6 separate regions of the Homo sapiens genome follow, and all the other regions are linked to region 1. The links are chromatin loops, found by intact Hi-C in ENCODE. Cell type or tissue: heart left ventricle. All regions are shown on one strand. Region 1 overlaps PALM2AKAP2 (PALM2 and AKAP2 fusion). Region 2 has its middle 63 kb from the start of MIR3927. Region 3 overlaps PALM2AKAP2 (PALM2 and AKAP2 fusion). Region 4 overlaps PALM2AKAP2 (PALM2 and AKAP2 fusion). Region 5 overlaps PALM2AKAP2 (PALM2 and AKAP2 fusion). Region 6 overlaps PALM2AKAP2 (PALM2 and AKAP2 fusion).

Region 1 (4,000 bases):
TGCGTGAATTAAAATCAAGGTGGAGTCCATGTGCCATGTGCTGTGTGATTCTAAAGCCATATTTTAGCTTGGCCTATTAGTATTTTGCATCAGAACATTTTATACTTGCAAAGGTTAGCAAGAATTTTCCTCAGACACATTACAGATGAGCAGAATTTATTCATTTTGGGGGAAAAAATGAACAGACTGTATTTGGAAACTTAGATCATATCCAAAGCACTTGATGATTCCTGTTTGGAATCATTTTTCCTTCAAAGAATAGTTCAGATCAGTGTTAAATGCAGGGCAGAGATGGACTCAAGAGTGGGAGGCATTGCTTTTGAATGGAATCACAATGTGTATATCATTTTAAGTATTATTTTTATGGTATGTTTCATTATCAAAACCATCTATAGCCTCCAAAGGATGACAGGTGTTATAGTGTGAGTGGCGTAGAGGGTGTTGAGATAGAGGAATGAAAAGAGAAGAGATCGTTCCCTTTCCACTCACCATTCATAGAGGAACTAAGTTTTACCTTCTAGGGAATTCCCTGTAATTCCCAGGGACGCCTTGTCCTTGCGGTTCCCAGGCAGGATGGTAGGAGGAGCTAAGTGGGAGGGAATTAATATTTCTTGAGTGTCGGCTGGTAAGTTGGTTGCTTTACCTCCACTTTTTTAGAGACAGGGTCTCTCCGTGTCACCCAGATGGAGTGCAGTGGTGTGATCATAGCTTACTGCAACCTTGAACTCCTACCTACACTATTTTACTTAATCTTTATAGTCACCAGCATTTTTCAAATGGAGATACTGAGACATTTGGAAGTCACATAACCATCCAGGGGTCCCACAGCTACATAATGTCAGGTCAGTTTTCCTACCCAGCTCCTTCTCTGTTTTTTTTTTTTTTGTTTTTTTGTTTTTTTTTTTGCAACAGAGACTCGCTCTGCCATGCTGGAGTGCAGTGGCGCCATCTCAGCTCACTGCAACCTCTGCCTCCCCGGTTCAAGCGATTTTCCTGCCTCAACTTCCTGAGTAGCTGTGTCTACAGGCGCGTGCCACCACGCCCGGCTAATTTCTTGTATTTTTAGTAGAGACGGGGTTTCACTGTGTTAGCCAGGGTGGTCTCCATCTCCTGACCTCATGATCCGCCTGCCTCGGCCTCCCAAAGTGCTGGGATTACAGGTGTGAGCCACCACGCCCAGCCCTCTCCTTTTCTTACTAAACCAGTGCTGTAGGGGCTTGCTACTCCAAGTGTGGTCTGGGGACCTGCAGCATTCCTGTCATCCAGGAGCGTGTTAAAACTAGAGTATCCTGAGCCCCATCCCAGACCTACTTAATCAGAATCTGCATTTTAGCAAAATCCCTAATGAGTCCTGAGCATGTTACTGTGTGAGGAAGCTCTGCTTAGAGGAGGAAAGTCTGACAATTACAACTATGCATCCTGGCCAAGACTCAGGACTTGAATCCATGGACTGGACCCGAAACATTGGTCTATCTCAGTGAGGGAGGAAGGGTGCTACTAGAATCTGATGGGTAGAGACCAGGGATGCAGCTAAACGCTCTATAACACACAGGACACCCCCTTCCACCAACAAAGAATTATCCTGCACAAAATATCAATGGTGCCAATGTTGAAAAACCCTGGTCTAATTGTCTAGATGTAGAATTCACATCCTGTAGATATGTTTCGTAGCCTCAGATGTATGCAAATCTCTAGGAAGTAGATCTTAAAGGAGTTGATACAAATTGCAGTGTGCTATGCAAATGGGAATATTTTTATTGGGACTTGAAAAGAGAAAAAGAGCTTAAACTGAAGCATGAAAGATTTCCATTAGAGTTTTGAGAGTGTCAGACTCTCAAACAATAATATCAGGGATGCAGTGGAAAAGTTTCTAAGCATGTACTGAGTACCCACCATTGAGGGTGCTACAAGGCAACATTCCCTCCCATTCCCAATCCTGCCTGGCAACAGTGCCTTCTGTTTCTTCATTTTATTCCTAAGACTTGCCCTGGCCTTTGTCCTACCTTTCCGTTCTCAAGCAGGATATGCTGGGTCAGTTGTGCCACCTGGAGGCTGGGGGAGGAACGCAAATAATGAATAATTGGTAAAGGGAACCAAAGCGCTGTTTCTACCATCTTTTCCTCCCTGCCTGCGTGGATCCACACCTCACTGTTTCTTACTCAACTCCTTCAATGCCACGACACTGTAGCCACTTCCACTGGTGGACACATATCCTCTCTCCCTCCTTCCTTCCCATTCTCTTTAGATCCTGGCCCAGAACATCTGAAAAGATCTGTCCTCCCTCCCCTGTCTCTCTCCCTTTTTTTCTTCTCTTTCTTCCTTTTCTGAGCTGAACAGCAACCTGTATCAATACTGGGAAGTAAAATGAGTATGCTTATTGTATACTGATGGAAAGTTTTTTGGTTTTTTTTTTTTTTTTTTTTGAGATGGAGTCTTACTCTGTTGCCCTGCTGGAGTGCAGTGGTGCAATCTCGGCTCACTGCAACCTCCGCCCCCTGGGTTCAAGCGATTCTGCTGCCTCAGCCTCCCTAGTAGCAGGGATTACAGGCATGTGCCACCACGCCCACGTAATTTTTGTATTTTGGGTAGAGACAGGGTTTCACCATGTTTGCCAGGCTGGTCTCAAACTCCTGACCTCAAGTGATCCGTCTGCCTCGGCCTCCCAAAGTGCTGGGATTACAGGTGTGAGCCACCGCGCCCAGCCGATGGAAAATGTTTTGAAGTGAAATTATATCCAATAAAGAGCTCCTGTCATTCATCCAGTTGTGAGAGTCCCTTTGAGAGTTGCCAGAAATGTCTGCTGTCTTGTTTTTACTCTTAAATTAACTTGCTCTTTCTCGAAGTACAGAATTCTAAAACAGAGTTGGTGTTTTTGTTGTTGTTCTATTATGTCCTCCTGCTTTCTTTAGTTGTTGGTACTAGAATAGTCATTTTCTACTACTTTTTCATGGACATTATCCTTGAAATAGGTTATTCTAGACAAGTTTTGGAACCCAAACTGGATTTAAGACCAAGGCATTCCAAGAAAAATAAAATCTTTTTGCAATTTCTATGCATCATCTTTTTATAACTTTCATTCTCCTTTGCAAAGGAAATGTGGGGCTGTGGATGTGAAAGGAGGTGGGGGCAGTGACCGGCCAGCTGCAGAACATTCAAGCCTGGCCTTTGGACTCAGAGACTAGGGCAGAAGAAGCCAGAGTGCTAGGCTTCTGGCCAGAGTGGAATGTGTCTTCCCAGGAGTGGGAAGCCTGTGTTTTTCCACCTTACCATCTGATCTGCTCCAGAGGGCTCTGCATTAGAAAAATAGGGAGCTATGGGGAATGACTAGGGGGTGGAGATCATGAGAGCAGTGTCTATGGAGGATTATCAGTTATGCTCAGAAAGGGAAGATTTGGCACCTGGTCATCGATTTTTAGTACAGTAATTGTCTTGAGAAAAGTATTTGAGAATCAATATTAGAAACAATTTTTAAAATATATCAGTCTTAAAGGTACATAAATGAGAGGAAGAAAATCAGAGATCAGGGTGTCTGCAAGATGGTCTACTAGGCTTTTTATTATTGTAATTTGTGATTGAATGCCCTCTGTGGGGCCAGGTATTTTGTTTTTGTTTTTGTTTTTGTTTTTGTTTTTGTTTTAGATGAGTCTTGCTGTGTTGCCCAGGCTGGAATGCAATGGTGCGATTTCGGCTCACTGCAACCTCCGCCTCCTGTGTTTAAGCGATTCTGTTGGCTTGGCCTCCCAAGTAGCTGAGACAACAGGTGCGCACCACAACATCCGGCAAATTTTTGTATTTCTAATATTCACCATGTTGGCCAGGCTGGTCTCGAACTCCTGACCTCAAGTGATCTGCCCACCTTGGCCTCCCAAAGTGCTGGGATGGGCCAGGTAATTTTATTTTAGCCTGACAACTACTCTTTGGGGTCCTTGGATAGTTTTTAATTCCATTTTGAAGATGGAAAAGTGAGATGAATTGGTCAAGGTCAGGCCCACAGGCCCTA
Region 2 (4,000 bases), 480 kb before region 1:
TGCCCAAAGCAAGTTATAGATTCAATGCTATTCCTATTAAACTACCATTGAGATTCTTCCCAAAACTAGAAAAAACTATTTTGAAATTCATAGGGAACCAAAAAAGAGCCCAAATAGCCAAGGCAATAATAAGCAAAAAGAACAAAGCTGGAGGCATCACACTACCCAACTTTGAACTCTACTACAGGGTTACAGTAACCAAAACAGCATGGTATTGGTACAAAAACAGACACATAGACCAATGGAACAGAATACAGAACCCAGAAATAAGACTGTACACCTACAACTATCTGATATTCAACAAACTTGACAAAACAAGCAACAAGGAAAGGAATCCTTATTCATAAATGGTGCTGGGATAACTGGCCAACCATATGCAGAAGGTTGAAACTTGACCTCTTCCTTACAACATATACAAAAATTAATTCAAGATGGATTAAAGACAAATGTAAAACCCAAAACCATAAAAACCCTAGAAGAAAACCTAAGAAATATCATTTTGGACGTAGGCCCTGGCAAAGATTTCATGACGGAGATGCCAAAAGCAATCGCAACAAAACCAGAAATTGACAAATGGGATCTAACTGAACTAAAGAGCTCCTGCACCACAAACACAAACAAAAGTCTATCAACAGGGTAAACAGACAACCTACAGAATGGGAGAAAATATTTGCAAATTATGCATCCAACAAAGGTCTAATGTCCAAAATCTGTGAGGAACTTAAACAAATTAACAAGCAAAAGCAAACAACTCTATTAAAAAATGGGCAAAGGATGTGAACAGACACTTCTCAAAAGAAGACATACACATGGCCAACAAGCATATGATAAAATGCTCAACATCACTAACCATCAGAGAAATGCAAGTCAAAACCACCATGAGATACCATCTCACAGCAGTCAGAATGGCTATTTATTAAAAAGTCAAAAAGTAACAGATGCTGGAGAGGTTGTGGAGAAAAGGGAATGCTTACACACTGCTGGTGGGAGTGTAAATTAGTTCAGTCACTGTGGAAAGCAGTTTGGATATTTCTGAAAGTACTTAAAACAGAACTACTATTTGACCCAGCAATCTCATTACTGGGTATATACCCAAAGGAATAAAAATCATTCTATCATAAAGACACATACATGCGTATGTATGTGCATTGCAGCAATATTCACAATAGCAAAGACATGGAATCAACCTAAACGCCCATCAATGGTGAACTGAATAAAGAAAATGTTGTACATATACACCATGGAATATGATGCAGCCATAAAAGAGAATGAGATCATGTCCTTTGCAGCAACATGGATGGAGCTGGAGGCCATTACCCTAAGTGAATTAACACAGGAACAGAAAACCAAATGCCACATGTTCTCATTATAAATGGGAGCTAACCATTGAGTACACGTAGACACAAGGAAGGGAACAATAGACACTGGGACCTATTTGAGAATGGAAGGTGGGAGGGGGGTAAGGAATGAAAAACTGCCTATCAGATACCATGCTTATTAGCTGGGTGATGCAATAATCTGTACACCAAATCCCTGCAACACACAATTTGCCAATGTAACAAACCTGCACATGTACCCCCTGACCCTAAAATAACCTAAAATTAAAGAGAGAAAAATAAGTAAATAAGTTTCTAACAATCATTTATGTGATGCCCATACTGCTGAACTAAGGACCAAACTTTGAATTGCAAGGCTCAAAACCACCTACTCTCTTGAATAAAGGTAGTTACCTTGAGCTCTCACAAGGGGGTGCAATGGGCAAACAATTCTATTGCTATTCATAATGCATTGAATAAATTCATGGGATGTGCTTTTTTCCCCGCAGCTGCTTTGTTAATTATTATTTATTCCATGGAGGGGGCACAGTAGATGTCTCAGTGTGCTAAAAATAGATTTTCCTTTAAGCCATATTTTCTAAGAATTCATCAAGATTATGTTCACAGAAAAGAAAATTTGATACCTCTGTGATTAGAAGTGTCAAATAAAAATATTACTAAAGTTATTAGATATGAAAGATCAGAAATATGTGAAAATAATTATAGTAATAATAAAAGCATAATGATAAGAGCAGTCATTTATTCATACCTATTAAATGTGTGGTAGAGGACTAGCTGTTTTACTTAGATGGTTTCATTTAATCCTCACAACAACTTTATAAGATAGGTAATCTTGCCTTCATTTTACAGGTAAGAAAGCTGATGCTTAGAGAAGTTAAATAAAATGCTCAGGTTCTGGAGGTCATAGTGGAAGGGAAGAATTTAAAAATGCTCCATCTTTTCCCAAAGTCTACACTCTTTTGTGTTGCTTCCAGGGAATTTTCTGTTGGGATATAGAGGAGTGATACAGAATTATTGATTTGCCATACCATTAAAAAATTGAGATATGATTCACAAACAATAATGTGCAATTTCGACATTTTCAGAATAACTACGAGGCTGTGCAACCACCACCGCTATCTAATTGCGGAATATTTTATCATCCCTCTTTTTGAGCTGGGATATCCATCTTCTGGTCTTAGATGTTTGAGTTCCTGGTTCTCAGGCCTTCAGAATTAGGATAATTACACCACTGGCTTTCTCAGTTCTCCAGCTTGCAGACAGCATATTATGGGATTTCTCAGCCTCCATAATTGCATGAGCCAGTTCACATAATAAATTGCTCTATCTATCTATCTACCTATCTATCTCTATCAATCAATCAATCATCTGTCTTCTGTTAGTTCTGTTTCTCTAGATAGACCTGACTAATACAGTCCCCAGAAGAAATCCCATACTCATTAGCAGCAACTCTCCATTCTCCCTCCTGAAGCCTTTAACAATTATTGATCTACTTTCTATTTTTAAAGATTTCCGCATTCCAGACATTTCATATAAATGCAATAATACAATATGTGACCTTTTTGTGTTTGGCTTCTTTCACTGAGTTCAGTGTTTTCAAAGTTTATCCATGTTGTAGCATGTATCAGTGCTGCACCCCTTTTTGTGTCTGAATAATATTCCATTGTATAGATATACCACATTTTGTTTGTCTCTCCGTCAGTTGATGGACACTTGGGTTGTTTCCATTTTTAGCTGCTACGAATGTTCATATGCAAGTTATTGTAAGCATATGTTTTTAGTTCTCTTCAGTATATATTTAATAGTGGAATTGCTGGGTCCTATGTTTAGCTTTTTGAGGAACTGCCAGACTGTCTTCCACAAAGGCTGCACCATTCTACATTCCTACCAGTGATGTCTGAGGGTTCCAATTACTCCATATCCTTGCCAACACTTGTTATTGATTAACCATACTCTTTTTGTTTGTTTGAGACAGGGTCTTCCTCTGTCACCCAGACTGGTATTCAGTGGCATGATCATAGCTCACTGCAGCCTGAAACTCCTAGGCTCAAGTATCCTCCTGCCTCAGCTTCCCGAGTACCTGGGACTACAGGCGTGTGCCACTATGCCCAGTTAATTTTTTTATTTGTGTAGAGATGGGGTCTTGCTGTGTTGTCCAGGGTGGTCTCAAACTCTTGGGCTCAAGCAATCCTCCTGCCTCAACCTTCCAAAGGGCTGGGATTACAGATGTGAGCCACTGTGCCCAGCCTGTCATACCCCGTTGATAATAAATTAAAGAGAAAATCACCAAATTCTTAAAGTAAGATGCCCTTTAATTTTTTTTTTTTGAGACAGAGTTTTACTCTGCAGCCCAGGCTGGAGTGCAGTGGTGCAATCTCGGGTCACTGCAACCTTCATCTTCTGGGTTCAAGCGAGTCTCTGGCCTCAGCCTCCCTAGTAGCTGGGATTACAGGCATGCACAACCACGCCCAGCTATTTTTTTGTATTTTTAGTAGAGATAGGGTTTCACCATGTTGGCCAGGCTGATCTTGAACTCCTGACCTCAACTGATCCACCCTCCTCGGCCTCCCAAAGTGCTGAAATTAGAGGCATGAGCCACCATGCCCAGCCTAATTTTTTAAGAACAGTGAAGGGACTTCTGCTTGCTTCTCTGTCATTGACTG
Region 3 (4,000 bases), 60 kb before region 1:
ATCCAAGACAGTGACTCTGGGTTTTGTTTAATTTTATGTCACATTTTTAGGGAGCAAATGTTAAATATGTTTCCAGCCTAGTAAAATAAGGGTGGCAAACTTAATCATTAGAGTATGTGGAGAATATAACAGGATCTTTTATTGGACCTGGAAAGGGGCCCCACTGAATGGTAATATTTGTGAAATAATTGGAGAGGAAACCAAGTTTTAAGCTATTAGTTCTCTAACCTTTGAGTAGGGAAAAGGAACAGTCCCTTGAACTTGCTGCAAGTCTCATGGTTGCTTAAAAAGGCTTTAATTTCTGAGGACTGGCACAGGCTAGCCAAAACAAACCATTTCCAAAATTAGTTTGGGCCTCAAGGGTCCTGTAAAACTCATTTTAAACAATGTACCATGATCCTTTTTTGCTCTCATTTTGTGCAATTGGAGTCTGCTTCCTTCTTCATATACAGAAGGATGTTTAAAACGCACCTTTGAGGGTAGGGTGTTGAAACACCCAGTTTTCTGACCCACTCTCAGATGCTATGACAGAGAAAAGCTCTTTTCTCCTTCAAGAGAGGTCCAAGCTTCTGAGTGTACTGTGGTAGCTGGAAAGCTATTGCAGCTTCATGCCCAGATATGCATCTGTGTGTGCACATGCACATGGGTGTGTGCATGGGCTGTGCACATGTATGTGTGTGGGTTGGCATGCGTACACACAAGCCTGCACATAAATGTCTAAGAGTGCATGTGTGTGTGCATGTGTGTACATAAGAACATATGGGCCAGGTGTGGTAGTTCACGCCTGTAATCCCAGCACTTTGGGAGGCTGAAGCAGGTGGACCACTTGAATCCAGGAGTTCAAGACCAGCCTGGCGAACGTGGTGAGACCCCATCTCTACTAAAAATACAAAATTTAACTGGGCGTGGTGGCATGTACTTATAGTCCCAGCTACCCAGGAGGCTGAGGTGAAAGGATCACTTGAGCCCAGGAGGTTGAGGCTGCAAGTGAGTCATGATCACGCCACTGCATGCCAGCCTGGGTGACAGAGCAAGAGCCTCTCTTGAAAAAATAAATAAATATATAATAAAGTAATAAAAAGTAAATAAATAAATATTGATTCCATCACTTGTTAGCTCAGTCATTTTAACTTTTGCAAGCCTGTTTTCTCATCTGCAGAGCGGGGATAATATTGTGTCTACCTCATCATGTTGTATGAGGATTAAGTAAGGTAATACACATAAAGGCTATATATAGTACATCCTCTGGATAGTCTCGCTGTCATTACTGCTACTATTGCAGCCCCGCTGGCAAACAGAGCAAGGGGGTTGAGAAGACATGGGGCCACACTGGCAAGACATTGAGGGTTTTATATACACATATATATATTTGAGATCCTTTAACATCCACTCAGAGGCACTCAGAGAGGACTCCCCTACTCAAGGAGAAATAGTTGGGGTTGCAGGAGAGGTTTCCAATAACCTATGGTGAGTTCGAGAAAAATAACTTATCCAAAAGATGGACCTTCCTGTTTCTCAATGAGCTCTCCTAAGAGAGAGCAGAAGAGGGAGAGGGAATTGCCCTCTATTTGGAGGCCGCAGGGCCTGGTCCTCATAGCTATCCTAAGGAAGAGAAAGCTCAGGACCAAGGAAGAGCCACCACCTGGAGTGGGGAGGGTGGGACGGGGTTGCATCCTGCCCTCCTCCTTCAAACCCGGGGCAGAGCTTCCCATCCAGAGGAAGCAGGCCCCATCAGCTTATCCTGGGGTGGGGCTTCCTAAAGCCAAGTGTTTAAAGGCAGATCATTGTTCTGAAGTTCCGCTAAGTTCTAATGCCCACCCTGCTGAGAAATCCTCCAAGAACAAAGTGAGATTTTAAAAATCCACAGGGTTACTTGGAGCCAAAGGCAATTAAGAGGAAGAGAAATAACTGGCCAAGTCTCAATGTGATGGCTGTCTGTGCAGAGACTCTAGTGAGGAAGAGAGCTAACCCCATTCTTTTTGTTGTGATCAAGCAAGATGATTCCCCAGTGGGCCAATCTTTTGCCTATAAAATGGGGTTGATATGATTTTGTCCAGGAAGAAGTCTGGTTTAGGAAAAGCAGAGGCATTCTTGTCTCCTTCAGTCCCAGCTTAGTGGCTACTGACTGTGAGACTTTGACAACTTATTTTCCAACTCAGAGCCTTGTATCTCTCCTTGAAACCCAAAAGGCCGGGCTCCAGACTTCCTCAAAGTTCCTTTGCTGTGTCTATGACAGTGGGCTGATGAAGGTAGAAGCAGGGGTGTGATGAGGACGAGAATAATCAGGATGGATAGGAAGGCTGGAAGGCTGAGAAGGGTATACCAAAGTCCCAGCAAACAAAAGCGAACACTCAATAGCCGTGGAGGGCGCCTCACCATGTCCTCTCCATAAGCCAGGCTACATAGGTCATCATCTGGGATCTTATTTTTCTGAATTGTTTGTGGCTCAGCTCTTCTTAATATGGTACTTTCTGACCAGGGCGGGGGAGTGGGGAGCCTGTAGTCTCAGCTACTCAGGAGACTAAGGTGGGAGGATTGCTTGAGCTCAGGCATTCAAGGCTGCAGTAAGCTATGATTGCACCGCTGCCGTCCAGCCTGGGTGACAGCGAGACCCTGTCGCAAAAAAAAAAAAAAAAAAGGGGGGATAGTCCATTCTAGCTGCCCAATGTGCATGACCTTGTGAGGTAGTAAGAACCATGACCAGGAAAAGGCCATGTCATCCATCAGGTGACTTTGTAGAGGAGGCTTCTGCCCTGATGGGAGAGTAGCTTAGGCAGCCTCGAGGCCCCTTCCACTTCAATTTGGGAAATATTTAATGAGCTCCCACTGTGTGCCAGCCCAGACTGTGCTGACTGAGGCCTGGGGTGGGACAGCAGGGAGGACAGTCCCTATCTTCAAAGTGCTCAGGGTCTGGCTGGGCACGGTGGCTCACGCCTGTAATCTCAGCATTTTGGGAGGCTGAGGTGGGTGCATCACCTGAGATCAGGAGTTTGAGACCAGCCTGGCCAACAAGGCGAAATCCCGTCTCTACTAAAAATACAAAAATTGGCTGGGCTTGGTGGCGTGCACTTGTAATCCCAGCTACATGGGAGGCTGGGTCAGCAGGATCACTTCAACCTTGGAGGTGGAGATTACAGTGAGCCAAGATCACACCAAGATCACACCACTGCACCACTCCAGCCTGGGTGACAGAGCAAGACTGCCTCAAAATAAATAAATAAATAAATAAAATAAAAACAAATAAAAATAAAAAAAATGTGCTCAGGGTCTCACCACCCAGACATGGTCTAGTCTAGTCCACCCATGTGGTTCCTGCCTCTCCAGTTTAGGGGGATGGACTGAGGCCTGGGACCATCTGTTCCCAGTGCCCTCTGCCTTCTCTCTTGTAGCATTCTTCTTTTCTCCTTCGGCACTCTCTGAAGCTCCTGTCGCCCAAAACTTCCTGCCCAGAACTAACACTTCTCATTTAACAAACACTTGGATGAGACTAACTGTGTATAAGCCCAGTTCCTGCCCACAGGTGCTTTGCGTGGAGAACGGCCCGCTGAAGCAGCATCGACCAGGAAGCACCATGAGACACATGTCAGGGCTCTCCCTGCCTAGGCCCTAATTTGTGTCCCACTAAATGGGGCCATGATCAGAACTGTGAGTTCCCAGCAGAGGGTGGAGGTGGAGATGCCACACTGGGGCTGAGCTAAGACACCACCAAGGAGGAGCTGGCAGCAGAAGGCTGAGTCCCAGGATCCCCTGTGTACTTAGCTTACACAAATTTGAGTGTAGATTCTTCCTTTTCTTTCCTTTTTTTTTTTTTTAAAGACTGAAATTTTTGTATTTATTGAATGGACCATTCCATTTTTCTCTATTTTTTTTCTTTTTTTAATTATACTTTAAGTTTTAGGGTACATGTGCACAACATGCAGGTTTGTTACATATATATACATGTGCCATGTTGGTGTGCTGCACACATTAACTCGTCATTTAACATCAGGGATATCTCCTA
Region 4 (4,000 bases), 85 kb after region 1:
AAACGGAATGTAAAATACAATTTTCTTCCTGTTCATGCCTGGAAATCTTTGGAGTATTGCTTGGCTGGCCAACCTCCAAGTTCATGATCGGGGAGAAGGCTGACACGTGACTCTGAGCAGCCAAACTAGACAATTCATGGCTAGGGTCAGAACTCCTGGCTTCAGTGGTTTTGTGAATGGAGGTGTTACCAAGTTCCTGCGGCACATTTCATATTTCATGCCAGAAGAAGTGACTCCACTAGTTTGTTGTGTGACTCAGATTGATGATTGGATACTAGGTGATGAAAAATATAATTTTTAACTTCTCTGGTAGAAATCATGCTGGTGGCATGCTGGAATCCTAAAACCTTAAAGCAAATAAAATCCACTGAGAGCCAAGATGTGGTAAGGAAGGAGAAATCTTCTAATTCTTTCCATACAAAAGTTATCTAGACAGAAACCCCATCCCCCTGGTGTGGAAATGCTATTTGTTTTTGCTTTTAGTGCTTTTGCTTTTAAAAGATGGACAATGAATGATAGAAGTTCTGTTTTGAAAAGGATATAGTCATTGTTAATGACCGGGTATCTAGAAATTATCTTGTTGGTTCTTATTTTACTTTTTTTTTTTTTTTTTTTTTGAGGCAGAGTCTTGCTCTGTCTCCCAGGCTGGAGTGCAATGGGGCAAACTCGGCTCACTGCAACCTCCACCTCCCAGGTTCAAGTGATTCTCCTGCCTCAGCCTCCTGAATAGCTGGGATTACAGGTGTCCATCACCATGCCCAGCTAAATTTTTTGTTTGTTTGTTTTTTGTATTTTTAGTAGAGACAGAGTTTCATCATGTTGGCCAGGCTGGTCTCCAACTCCTGATCCGCCTCAGGTGATCCGCCCGCCTTGGCCTCCCAAAGTGCTAGGATTACAGGCATGAGCCACTGCACCTGGCCCTTATTTGACTTTTAAAGGAAGAAGCTCCACTTAAATAGAATTTGAGTGACATTTGTTTATACAGAGGTGAATAAAAATGTATAGTCCCTGCTCTCAGGGAACTTAATGGTTCAGTAAGAGAAACAACATTAAACAAATGAGGCAATTTTATGACAGAGAAGCACAGAGACCTGTAGGAGCACAAACAAGGAAGACCATATCATTTGGAGGATAAAGAAAGTCTTCCTTCCTTAGGAAATTACTGTCTAAGCTGAGAACTGAAGGGGTAAAGTTGGGCTCAGGGTGTAGGGGAGAAGGAAGGGCACCTAAGAGAGGCTCAAAAGGAATAGAGAACTTGGCACATTTGAGATATTTAAGAGTAAGTTAATGGAAGAGATTTAAAACAAAACAGAAATAGATTTGGAGCCAGACAACCAAGAGCTCTATCAATCATGTTAAGGGTTGTAGACTTTAGAGTTTACCCTATGGTCAGTGAGAAGCCAGTGAGAGTTTTTAAAGGAGTAATTATCTGAACACAACCCCAAGCTGTCCTGCCTTCACTGTGAGTTGATGGACTAAATGTCTTCCTATTGTAATGCATCCATTTCATAGGCTTGGATTGAGCTCTTCCTGCTTATGAGCACTTCCGAAGGCAGGCGCCATCTTGGTGAACACCCTGTATGTTATGTGAGGGGCCATGCTCCCAATAGTGTGTGCATGTGTGCCCTCTGCTGATGGCACTTAGAATTAGAGACTAAAAGGAAGAAGGCCAGGGGTGGTGGTGCATGCCTGTAATCCCAGCACTTTTGGAGGTGGAGGCAAGAGGATTGCTTAAGTTTGAGACAAGCCTGGGCAACATAGCAAGTCCCCATCTCTTAAAAAAAAAAAAAAAAAGAAAAATTACCTGAGTGTGGTGACACATGCCTGTTGTCCCAGCTACTTGGGAAGCTGAGGCAAGAAGTTTGCTTGAGCCCAGGTGTTCAAGGCTGCAGTGAGCTGTGATCGAACCATTGTACTCCAGGCTGGGCAGCAAAGTGCCAAAAAAAAAAAAAAAAAAAAAGGAGAGAGAGAGAATAAAGGAAGCACCTTTGCAGGTACATGAGCCTGATTTGAAGGGGTAACTCACACAGTGCTGTAAAACACCCTTGAGGAAAGAATTAGGGGGTGGGATATCCAAACATTGTATTGAAGTTGCAGTTCAAGACCTTTTCAAATGTCTTTTCATATTGGGGTTGCCAACAGTTCTCACTTTAGTATCTGTGTCTATTATTAGATATCCTGGTTTCACTTCCAAGTTCTAAGTATGCCAGAGAAACCCAGTTAGGTGATGATTTGTTTGGTTTTTTGAGAGTTTCTGTTTTCATGCCAGATGTTGAATTTATTTACCAAGTCAGATCATTCACCCCGTGAGACCTACATTATGGAGAGTGGCAAAAGAGAAGGTGTAGTTTGCTATTAAGTTCCATAACTTGGGGTATCTGTTCATGTCTTCTAATTTGTGGAAAGATGTGATAGTTATAAATGTTACTTTTGTAAGCTGTACAGGAAGTGTTGACTTCTGCTGCTGTCTGTTTAGATAAGATTAGACATGAGGTGATCATTACATTATTATAAAGATTCTTAACTGGGTCTCTGTTCTTTCCCCTTCATTATCTGCAAATATCACAAAGGAAAGTCTTAGGAAAAATATGTTTGCGACTGTCCACACATTCTTCATGAAGCAGAGCTTGGTGGAGTGTGCCATGCTAAATTAGAGCCACATGAGGCACAGTTTCATTTGAGGTGCCCTCATTGCTCCATGGGGGAAGTCCCTGTGTCAGCATCTGACAGAAGGATTGATGATGAGAGAGCTCTCCATCAGTAGTACACAGTGCCTCTCTTTCCTGCAAGGCAGGCACCAACTGTGCAGCTTGTAGGAGCCCTTCTGGCTGTGTGAAGCTAGCTAAAGCTTATTGTGGAGTGTCCACAGATGGTTATTGTCCACCACCATATTTCTAGAACATTCTCTGGTTACAAAAGTCTAATCATGGTAGTTACAATTTATCAAGGCCTTAAAGCTGCATATAATACTAGTTATTTCACACTTGTCATTTCTTATTTTCTCACTGAATCCTCCCAACAGCCCTCTAAGATACAAATTACCTCAACTCTTGAGGCCGGATATATTTCTAGATTCAGACTTTTTCTGATTTTAGAGAATTTATAAAGTATATACTATTATTTAGAAAAGTAATACAATGAACATACTATTATTTAACACAACTGGCAGGTTCTGGGTCAACACCCTGTGATCAAATTAAATTTCTACTCTAAAACTTGAGAAGAAGAATTAGTTACATTAAGTGGGTAAAGACTAGGAGACCTTCATGTCAGCTCATGTCAGGTTTTGCTGCCAAATAAGTTATGAAAAATCTTTCTTTTCAGAGTTTTTTGGATTTGGGAATTATATATGAAGAGTTGTGGACCTGTAATAATATTCTTTTTCAAAGAATTACTACTAGAGCCCAGAGAGATTAAGTTGCCCAAGGTCACTCAGCTTGAAAATGGGAGAGCCTGGTTTCAAACTCAGGCTCTCATTTGTCTCCAAAATCCATCTTCTTTCCCCTACCTTCTCCTTCCCATTTGTTGAGCCTGCTCTATGAGGTATACAGTAATAGCTTCTCTCTCCAACCTGTAGCTCAGGTTCCCTCTACCCTTTCCCAATCTTATGCCCAACCCCTGCATTTTCCTGGGTCCTTCTTGATCCTCCTTTTAGGAGCCACTGTGGCTCTGCAATCCTTCTTTTGCGGTGGCCTGGGTGTATAAATTTGACTCTCAGGGGCCATGAAACAGTGCTTCCCTAGTGACCCAGGATGATTCCTTTCTGCTTTCAGAACTCAATTCCAATGCCCCAAATTACAGTAGGCAAAAGCACTCGGGCTGTCCAAAGATCTGAGCGGATAGCCAAGGGACTAACTTAGTCCACATCAGCCATCTAGCCTAGCTGCTCTTGTGAGTTCTTTTTGAAAGTTATTTCCCAGGAAGAAGCTCTGCCATTTACTCCAGAAACAGGTTCATTCCTTGAAAACTTCGAAAGAACTGGGTACTCAAGCAAGGAAGA
Region 5 (4,000 bases), 95 kb after region 1:
TGAATTAGAGCTTCACAATCATATTAGCACTAAAACCAGAAGTCCTCTGGTAAACAAATCCCTCTCTCCCTCCTTGTTTTCTTTAACCCAGAGTTTCCCAAGCTTAATTTGACCAAAGATTTTTTTCTTTGAGGCATCAAGTAACTATCCTACAAAGCTAAGGTCACAGGACACAATGTTAGAAACACATCTTTGGAGTCAACCAAGTGAAGCCACTTACCCTCAAACTCCTTCAAAGGCTTAAGTCTAAAATTACTCCAGATGGAATAGTTTGAATATGATCACGTTTATGAAATAAACTTAAACGTTTCCTATCCTCCACTCGGAATTTCAGTCTAACATTGTTGTAGTGGTTCCTTACGTTCCTTATAGAGGTCACATTATACCTGTTCCCTGCTCTGTAAATGTCAGGGCTGGCCATCAGCCAAGACCAATACGGACCTGCCCTGAGGTCTACATGGCACTGTGTGTTCATGTTGTTGTTTAAGGATAGTGACCGATGTCCTTCAAGAGAGCCGTTCTGGCCGGGCACAGTGGCTCATGCCTGTAATCCCAGCACTTTGGGTGGCTGAGACAGACTGATCACTTGAGGTCAGGAGTTCGAGACCAGCCTGGCCAACATGGTAAAACCCTGTCTCTAGTAAAAATACAAAAATTAGCCAGGCATAGTGGTGGGTGCCTGTAATCCCAGCTACTCAGGAGGCTGAGGCAGGAGAATCGCTTGAACCTGGGAGGCAGAGGTTGCAATGAACCCAGATCACTGCACTCCAGCCTGGGCAACAGAGCAAGACTCCATTTCAAAAAAATGAAAGAAAAAAAAGTGTTCTATAGAGTGTTCAGTGCAGGTGAGGAACTGGATGGCAGGATGTTCTCATTGAAAATGGGGCAGATTTCAGGCATCACAAGCTATTGAATCATTACAGGTGAATAAACCAATAGCAGAGCAAAGTTTGAGGGAGTAAGCAAAGCTGGACCTGGGGTTACTGGGGAAGTTCTGGGTGAGATGCACACTGGATCAGTGAAAAAGAAGCACCAAAGATAACCATCATGGTTTGGGGAGTCTAATGGGGCATGTCCTCTTGGCCAAGGGACTTCAAGGGGCCTTATGGGGTCATGAAAAAGAATGTGATTGAGCTCCCAGGCCTGTGGCACAGACTATTTGCATCACATTCATTTAATGATCTTCAAGACCCAAACAGTGGTGCTGTCTGCAGTGTCCACTATTGGGGGAAGAGCATCCGGAGTGCTGTCACCGTCCTAATGGAGAGGACCTCTGGCTGCAAACTCTGGACCTCTGAGGAAGTTGTCAGGTGTGGAACAGGTTTCTCTCCAGCCTTTTGGCAGCCTGTGTGATTCCTAAGATGGCACCCAGAATTCTGGTGCCTGGTTTGAACCATACTTGGGGAGGATCATCAGAGATCACAGGGCCCAGCAGAGGAGCCTGGCTGAGCTAGCTTCCCTTGATACTGACCAGAATGATGGCCGGAAGTCTGGGGATGAGGCATAGTGTCTTCTCTCTCTGGGGACCTGTGATAGCCTCTCCTAAGGGGGTAGATAGAACCAGAACATGGGCTCAGTTATCCAAAGCGACCATTCTCAGCCCCCTTGTTCCTGGAAGCCCCTGCTCCAGAACTGCTAAGCCAGCCTTTCTTTCCTGCTACTTCTCTGACCTCTAGTGGCTAGAACTGGAAAAACTTGCTCAAGGGATGAAATCATCAATAAGCAGGAAATGTCTTTGATGTTAAATGGCTGTCCACTTCTCTATAGTAATCCTTCACCCTCTTTACAACATTCTTTCTGCATACATCCCATCATTTAATTCAGCCATCATCAACACTGGGTTTGGGCTCCAGACTGTGACTGTCACTGTCTTATGTAACTTGGGCTGGAGTTGGCATCTGAGCCTCTGTGGTCATGACATCCAGGTGTCACGACATCCACCCTAACTACATTCCAGGGTTGTTGCAAGGCTCAAATGACATGAAGCCTACAAAAGAAGTGGTATATAAATCCGCTTGTTACTCCAAAGCCATTGAGTCTGTGATTCTGTAAGCCTAAAATGTTTTAATTCATATATTTTGGTGAAGGCATTTAAGCCCTTTCCTCTGATTCTCTATGGGAGATTCTGTCCCAATCCATAAGCATTTACTTGTGGTTGTTATATATATTTCATAATGGACTTACTGATTACTCAACAAACATGAATTGCCTACCTCGTGCCATGTACCACAGCTACTGCTGGGATCTGGCAATGATCAGACAGGCAAGGCTCTACCCTAATGGAGTTTGCATTCAAATGAATTAAGGGGATTCATAGACAGGTGAAACATACCCCCCTGTCCTCAGGATGACATTATAGCTTAATTGAGAAGACAAAAGCTTCAATAGCCAGATAAGATTTAAGTCAGTATGTGAAAATGGCCTTCACAGAAATATAAACAGGAGTTCCACTGTGCTGTGTGTGAAAGGGAGAAGCTAGAAGCAATGAATATAGGCTGTGCTTTCTAGGTGTTTAACTCTGGAAGAGTGGCTGGTGGGAAGTGATCTGGACACTTGAGAGGTCAACTGGAAAATGATGAAAATTAACCTGGTAATTGGTGTCTATTTCTGGTCCCAGAAGAGATGCAAAAATTTTATGCAGAATATGCATGAAATTGTTCATCTCACCCTATAGTCACATTATTCTTTGAGATTCCAATTAAGTGGTAGCTAGAATCATTAGATGCTTTCTGTTCTGAATATTAACCTTATAAATATTAACTTTGTCCTCATAATAACTATCTGAGGGTAGGTACCCTTATCATCATACCCATTTTACTGATGAGGAAACTAAGATATCAAAAGAGTAAGTAACTTGCCCAAAGTGATTTGGCTGCCAAGTCATGGATTCAAGCCCAAACCGGCTGGCTCCAGAGCTTACACGCTCACCACTGTGCTATATTGTTTCTTAAGCCTTCAATTAAAAAGTCAATCGGAATTTTCAGAGATACATACTAAGTGTGCAGGAGTGAGGTGACCTGAGGTCTGGGATTGGTTTAAAATAATTCAGCAAGTCTAAGGAAGGAAGGAAGAGCCAATTATGCTAAAATCTTGATAAATGTTTACTCTGGGTGATGTTTATAATGTTTATAGGGGTCATTATAGCATTCCCTAATTTCCGTAATAAAAAATAGGAACTGTTTCTAGTGAACTTGGAGATTTTGAAATACTTATTATTGTACTGTTAATATCAAAAGACTTTTCAGTTATCTGGGTAATTTAGATCAAAGCAACAAATTTCACTGTTATTAATGTAATGTGGCCATGAAATGCAGTGCCCTTTTCTGTATATTAAAACCTATTTTCCACCTAATCCCCAAGTGTAACAGCTAAATACCTTAAAAAAAATCAAGAAGGGTGTATCCTGCCAAACATATTTGATAGAATAGCAAAACGTTTGAGTTAGAAGAGACCACAAAGATAACTTCTTCCAAAATTCCCATTTAACCGCTATGGCAGTTAAAGCTAGGAGAATTTAAGTGATCAGCCCACGATTGAAATGGGAATATGAAACGATGATCTATAGTCAGTCACGTAGCCAAGTACTGGAAGAGCAGGAGTTAAAAACCTGGGTTTCCTGGACTCCAGGCCTTTGTATCTCTCATCAGAAGGAGGTTGTGCCAGTAAAGGGCTAAGCAGCCCATATGGAAATGTGGACACCAGGCTTCACTTGTGATTCCTGCTACATCAGGCAGTTGCCAAGTTAGAAGCCTGGGATGTAAGATGAAGAAAGGTGAGTCCCCTTCGGCTTGGAACTGGAAGAGGTCAAATGGCCCTTTCCCCTCCCAAACGGAGCCATGCAAGCCCCATTTATCTTGTGTGTTTTATCCACATTCCTTGTTCACAGGTTTTAGCCGCATCAACCACAAAGGGCATAATTGGAAAAATCATAATTGTTATACTTGAAGATACTTCTCAGAAGTGCATTTGGGGCTCTGTGTCAATAAACCCACCCCATGAA
Region 6 (4,000 bases), 150 kb before region 1:
GTTAATATTCTAGGCTCTAGCTACAAGCAGACCTGGGTTTGAATCCCAGCTCTGCCACTTACTGGTGGAAGGTCATAAGTTGCTTGAACTCTCTCAACCTCAAGTTCTTCATCTGTCAAGTGCGAATAACAGTAGTAGATATTTTACCAAGTGCAAAGAATTGAATAATGCTTACAAACCATTTAGCATATCATCTGGCATTGTCTATTACAGTAAATGCTCAGTAAATGTGAACTATTTTACCCCTGTTGTTTGACGTTAATTTTTTTTCAATGAATGACTCATTGAGATACTAACTCATGCGTCTTGAAAACACTACCAGTCTCTCCAGAGTAACCTCCAATATGGACAACAGGCAAAAATATGGTGATTATTCCCAGTTTGGGCATTTGTGAAAGATGTGGCTGAGGCTGTATGGATGCGTGTGCACACACACACACACACACACACACACACAGAGGCCGATGGGAAAATCTAACTCAGCAGGAAAGCTATCACAGAGCGCTGGATTTAGGCACAATGAGTAAACAGGGATTTGGAAGAGAGGAATGCACCACATAAACAATTTTCACAATCTGGTATGAAAGCCCAGATGCTTCCTGCATGAAGGGGTGAACTCAGAGAGCGTCACAGGGCAAAATGAAGTAAATGCTGAGACTGTCCATCATTCTGGCCCAATTCCTACATATCTGTGCATCTTCTACTTATGGTTTTATTTAGGTGAGAATAAATAAGAGTACCTCATAGTAGATAAGAATAGTACATTACACACGCGCGCACGCACACACACACACACACACCTGGGGTTAGATGAAATTGTATATTTGGGGAACTTGGGGTAAAGAGTACAGAGCCACACAGCAGTTACCTTCTGCATCCTCCTGCTTCAGAGAAAGCAAATAAGACCAGTTTCTTTTTAATCTGTTGTTTTTACTAAGTCCAGGATTGATGTTAATTTGAATTTGTTCTTTTAAGATTCATTTTTGACTGAAAGAACTGAGCCGGAAGGTCTGCTTGAGGCTACTTCCAGTTGAGAAACAATTTATGTGTTCATTGAGACAGTCATTTACTCAACCAACACTTACTGAGAACTTTCAATGAGGCAGGTTCCTTGCTAGATACAGGCCAGCTAGATGCTAGAAGCCATCATCAAAGGAAGATGAAAAAGTGATGGTAATTATCCTCTAGAGGTTTGTAAACTGGAGTTAGGGAAGGGAGCCCAAAATCCATGAATGAGTGATTAAAATACAGTGGGATAAAGTTGGTGGTAGAAATATGTCCATGAGATATGGCAGCAAAGAAGAAGAGCACCTTCATGGGAAAAGTCCAAAGAAGACTTCCATAAAGAGATGATACCTGAGCAGATGCTTTAAAAATGAGTAGTAATTACCCATGGGAAGGGGAAGAGAGAGAACAAGGGCAATCCAGGCAGAGGGGTGGTATGAGCAAAGTCATTGAGCCAAACAAGGAAATCTTCATTTCTGCAGGTAAATGAGAGGCTGGGAGTGTGTCATATCCATGAGCTTTAGCAGAGAGCCCATGAGGGGTTTTCAGCAGGGGAGTGCTATTGTGGTGTGTCTAGGCACATTCTGGATTTTAGGGTGATGGGGCTGCATAGAAGCAGAGAGATTGGTTAGAAGGTTGTTGCAGGCATTTAGGAGAGAGCCTATACTAGGGCTGAAGAGAAGCAGCTATGAAAAGAGATTTGTGGGGCAAATTGGCTTGGTGGCTAATAAGACACTTAGTTGACCTGGTGACTAATAAGATACATGTACGTGATGATAGTAAGCGAGGGTCAAGCCAGAGGTGAAGACAACATCTAGGTTTCCCTCCTAAGTAGAATGGATTAACGGTGGTACCAGCATCTGAGCTAGAGAATAGGGAGGAGCAGCTCTATGGAGAAAGATGAGTTTGGTCCTGTATATGTTGTGTATGTGGACCATCCGGGTGGAGACATTCAAAATACAATTGTACATAAAGGCTGGAGTTCAGGAGAGATGCTGAAGATATAGTTTGGATAGATTTAAGCATGTTCGGTAGGAATTAAAGCATGAGGCTGGACATGAGTAGCCAAGAATTAAATGTTAATCAATAAGAACAATAAAACAAATAAACCTTTAGTGGTAGAGTAGGAGAAGAGGTGCCCATATGGAGAACATGGCGTCATGGTCTCTTCATCATGGAGGAAGAGTGATCAAATATGTTTTTAAAAACGAAGAAGTCAAACAGATCCACACCAAAGAGGGTCCGCTGGACGTGGCAGTCATGGACTTGACTAGGAGCAGACGCAGCAGGGCATGAGGGCAGAGGGACTGAGGCTGAGGCATGGACTTGACTAAAAGCAGATGCAGCAGGGCGGTGAGGGCAGAGGGACTGAGGCTGAGGCATGGACTTGACTAGGAGCAGACGCAGCAGGGCGGTGAGTGCAGAGGGACTGAGGCTGAGGAGGGGTCAGGATGTGAGGATGTTGAGGCAGTAAGAGATGACTGGCCTTGGGGAAGTCTGGAAGAGGGATTCAGCAGCAACTAGAACAGGATGCAGGGTCAAGAGAAGTTCACTTATTTTTAGTATGGAAAGAGATAATTCTTGTTTATTGACTAGCAGGAAGGAGGCATCTTGGAGAGAGGTGAAGACACAGGGGAGAGGGGATAGTTAATGGGGTATCCTCCCAGATCAGTCTGCACAAGCTCAGGTGCAGGGGTGGAGGCGCTGGCCTTCAACAGACAGTCTGAGTCAGAGGCTGGAGGTCAGAAGGTGTGGCTGGATGGGACTTTTTCTCTTCCTAGAAAAAAGGGACATTTTTAGGGGGAAAAGGAGGGGGTTTAAGCTATTGAGAAAAGTACTGCTTTGAAATGAAATAATCTCACTTTCCTGTAATCAAAACTCTTTATTTCTGATGAAACAGACTCAAATAAGAATCACAACAAAGAAATCAGTGCTCAGCTCAAGCCTGGAAATGATTTCCTACACGGAAATCCACTTGCACAGATTCTGATAGTGTGAGTCATGTGATTCCAGATGGAGTAAATACACATGAAAAGGAGAGAAAAGCTGGTGTCTCCATGGGCTGAAGCACACTTATGGAGAGAGAAATTTTCATTTATTTGTATTTGGGCTTCAATATGATTACATCACCATCAATAATGAAAAGTGCTGCCATGTCCCAGCTGTATACTTAGATCAAGATATAAATCAGTCCAATATTGTTCTTTTTTCTCACTGAATATCTAAATTTGTATATTTGAGGGGAAAGTAGAAAAACCAAGCCAAGATTTTAAAAATTACATTTACTATCACCATCTCCAAGTTACATTCACTATAGAATCCTTTAGAAGCATGTTCTTGGGTAGCTTTGCTTTTTATGCACTCAACAAATATTTATTGAGCATCTGTATGTACAGGGAAGAATGTGAGGTACAGTAACACAAAATATATAGTCCTATCTCTTAATAAGCCTGCACTTGGGAGAAGGTATAGATAGGGTTGGGAAGGATAAATATATTTTTAACACTCTAATACAAGGCAGAGTGTACCAAAAGTTAGAAATGCTGTGGAGAATCAGAATGAATGAACATACCAGGCTGGGTTGGGGGGCTGGGGGAATTATGGAAAACATTCCTAAAGAGATGTAATTTGATTTGGGCTTTTATTATGATATCTGTTTTCAGACAATGGAGTTGAGAGTGGGGAGTCCTTCCTGGCTTTGTCAGGAGCAGTTTGAGGTCTTGGCTGAAGACAGGAAGGCATAAGGCTGGAAAGGGGTGGGAGCAGAACATGGAGGGTGTGAACTTCCAGCCGAAGAAGTTTGATGGGGTTTGGGAAGGAGGTGAGAGGGAGCCACCAGGAAAGGATGTGAGCTGGACCTTTGGAATTCTTAAAGGGACCCTTGTCTTCTCTGCCATATTTCTGTCTCAGGGATGACGTGAGGAAAAAAAAAAAAGAGGAGGAAATGGGCTTGAGTTTCCACTGACACCTTACAGTCAAGGAAGGCCCTGTTCTT

The links. A loop is a pair of places that touch in the nucleus more often than their neighbours do. Peaks named below come from ENCODE experiments on the same cell type or tissue, not always from the same donor. Only the 100,000 strongest peaks of a DNase experiment are listed, where the experiment ranks them.
Region 2: it touches region 1 in a loop (4-fold over the local background); 24 of 110 quality-filtered maps call a loop at or near these places.
Region 3: it touches region 1 in a loop (2.3-fold over the local background); 16 of 110 quality-filtered maps call a loop at or near these places.
Region 4: it touches region 1 in a loop (2.3-fold over the local background); 54 of 110 quality-filtered maps call a loop at or near these places.
Region 5: a loop joins it to region 1, with 3 times the contacts of the local background. A loop is called at or near these places in 52 of 110 quality-filtered maps.
Region 6: it touches region 1 in a loop (4-fold over the local background); 86 of 110 quality-filtered maps call a loop at or near these places.

The regions. Positions count from the first base shown.
Region 1 is chr9:110,056,496-110,060,495 of GRCh38, forward strand. The region is part of intron 7 of PALM2AKAP2 (PALM2 and AKAP2 fusion); the gene reads left to right. Among named protein-coding and RNA genes, the nearest start is that of C9orf152, 150 kb to the right of the region's middle. In heart left ventricle, a CTCF peak has its summit at 2,065 (motif pointing left); no DNase peak of the experiment used is centred here; H3K27ac peaks cover 213 bases.
Region 2 is chr9:109,572,743-109,576,742 of GRCh38, forward strand. No RefSeq gene overlaps it. Among named protein-coding and RNA genes, the nearest start is that of MIR3927, 63 kb to the left of the region's middle. In heart left ventricle, CTCF peaks have their summits at 1,737 and 1,936; no DNase peak of the experiment used is centred here.
Region 3 is chr9:109,996,145-110,000,144 of GRCh38, forward strand. The region is part of intron 6 of PALM2AKAP2 (PALM2 and AKAP2 fusion); the gene reads left to right. Among named protein-coding and RNA genes, the nearest start is that of C9orf152, 210 kb to the right of the region's middle. In heart left ventricle, no CTCF peak of the experiment used is centred here; a DNase peak (open chromatin) is centred at 1,717; H3K27ac peaks cover 1,530 bases.
Region 4 is chr9:110,141,473-110,145,472 of GRCh38, forward strand. All of the region lies in intron 8 of PALM2AKAP2 (PALM2 and AKAP2 fusion), which reads left to right. Among named protein-coding and RNA genes, the nearest start is that of C9orf152, 65 kb to the right of the region's middle. In heart left ventricle, a CTCF peak has its summit at 1,651 (motif pointing left); no DNase peak of the experiment used is centred here; H3K27ac peaks cover 901 bases.
Region 5 is chr9:110,151,433-110,155,432 of GRCh38, forward strand. The region is part of intron 8 of PALM2AKAP2 (PALM2 and AKAP2 fusion); the gene reads left to right. LOC124902244 (a long non-coding RNA gene) reads left to right here. Exons shown (of 2, transcript XR_007061727.1): 1 at 1-2,321; 2 at 3,648-4,000. Among named protein-coding and RNA genes, the nearest start is that of C9orf152, 55 kb to the right of the region's middle. In heart left ventricle, a CTCF peak has its summit at 1,693 (motif pointing left); no DNase peak of the experiment used is centred here; H3K27ac peaks cover 306 bases.
Region 6 is chr9:109,908,382-109,912,381 of GRCh38, forward strand. The region is part of intron 3 of PALM2AKAP2 (PALM2 and AKAP2 fusion); the gene reads left to right. Among named protein-coding and RNA genes, the nearest start is that of PALM2AKAP2, 130 kb to the left of the region's middle. In heart left ventricle, no CTCF peak of the experiment used is centred here; a DNase peak (open chromatin) is centred at 2,372; H3K27ac peaks cover 3,069 bases.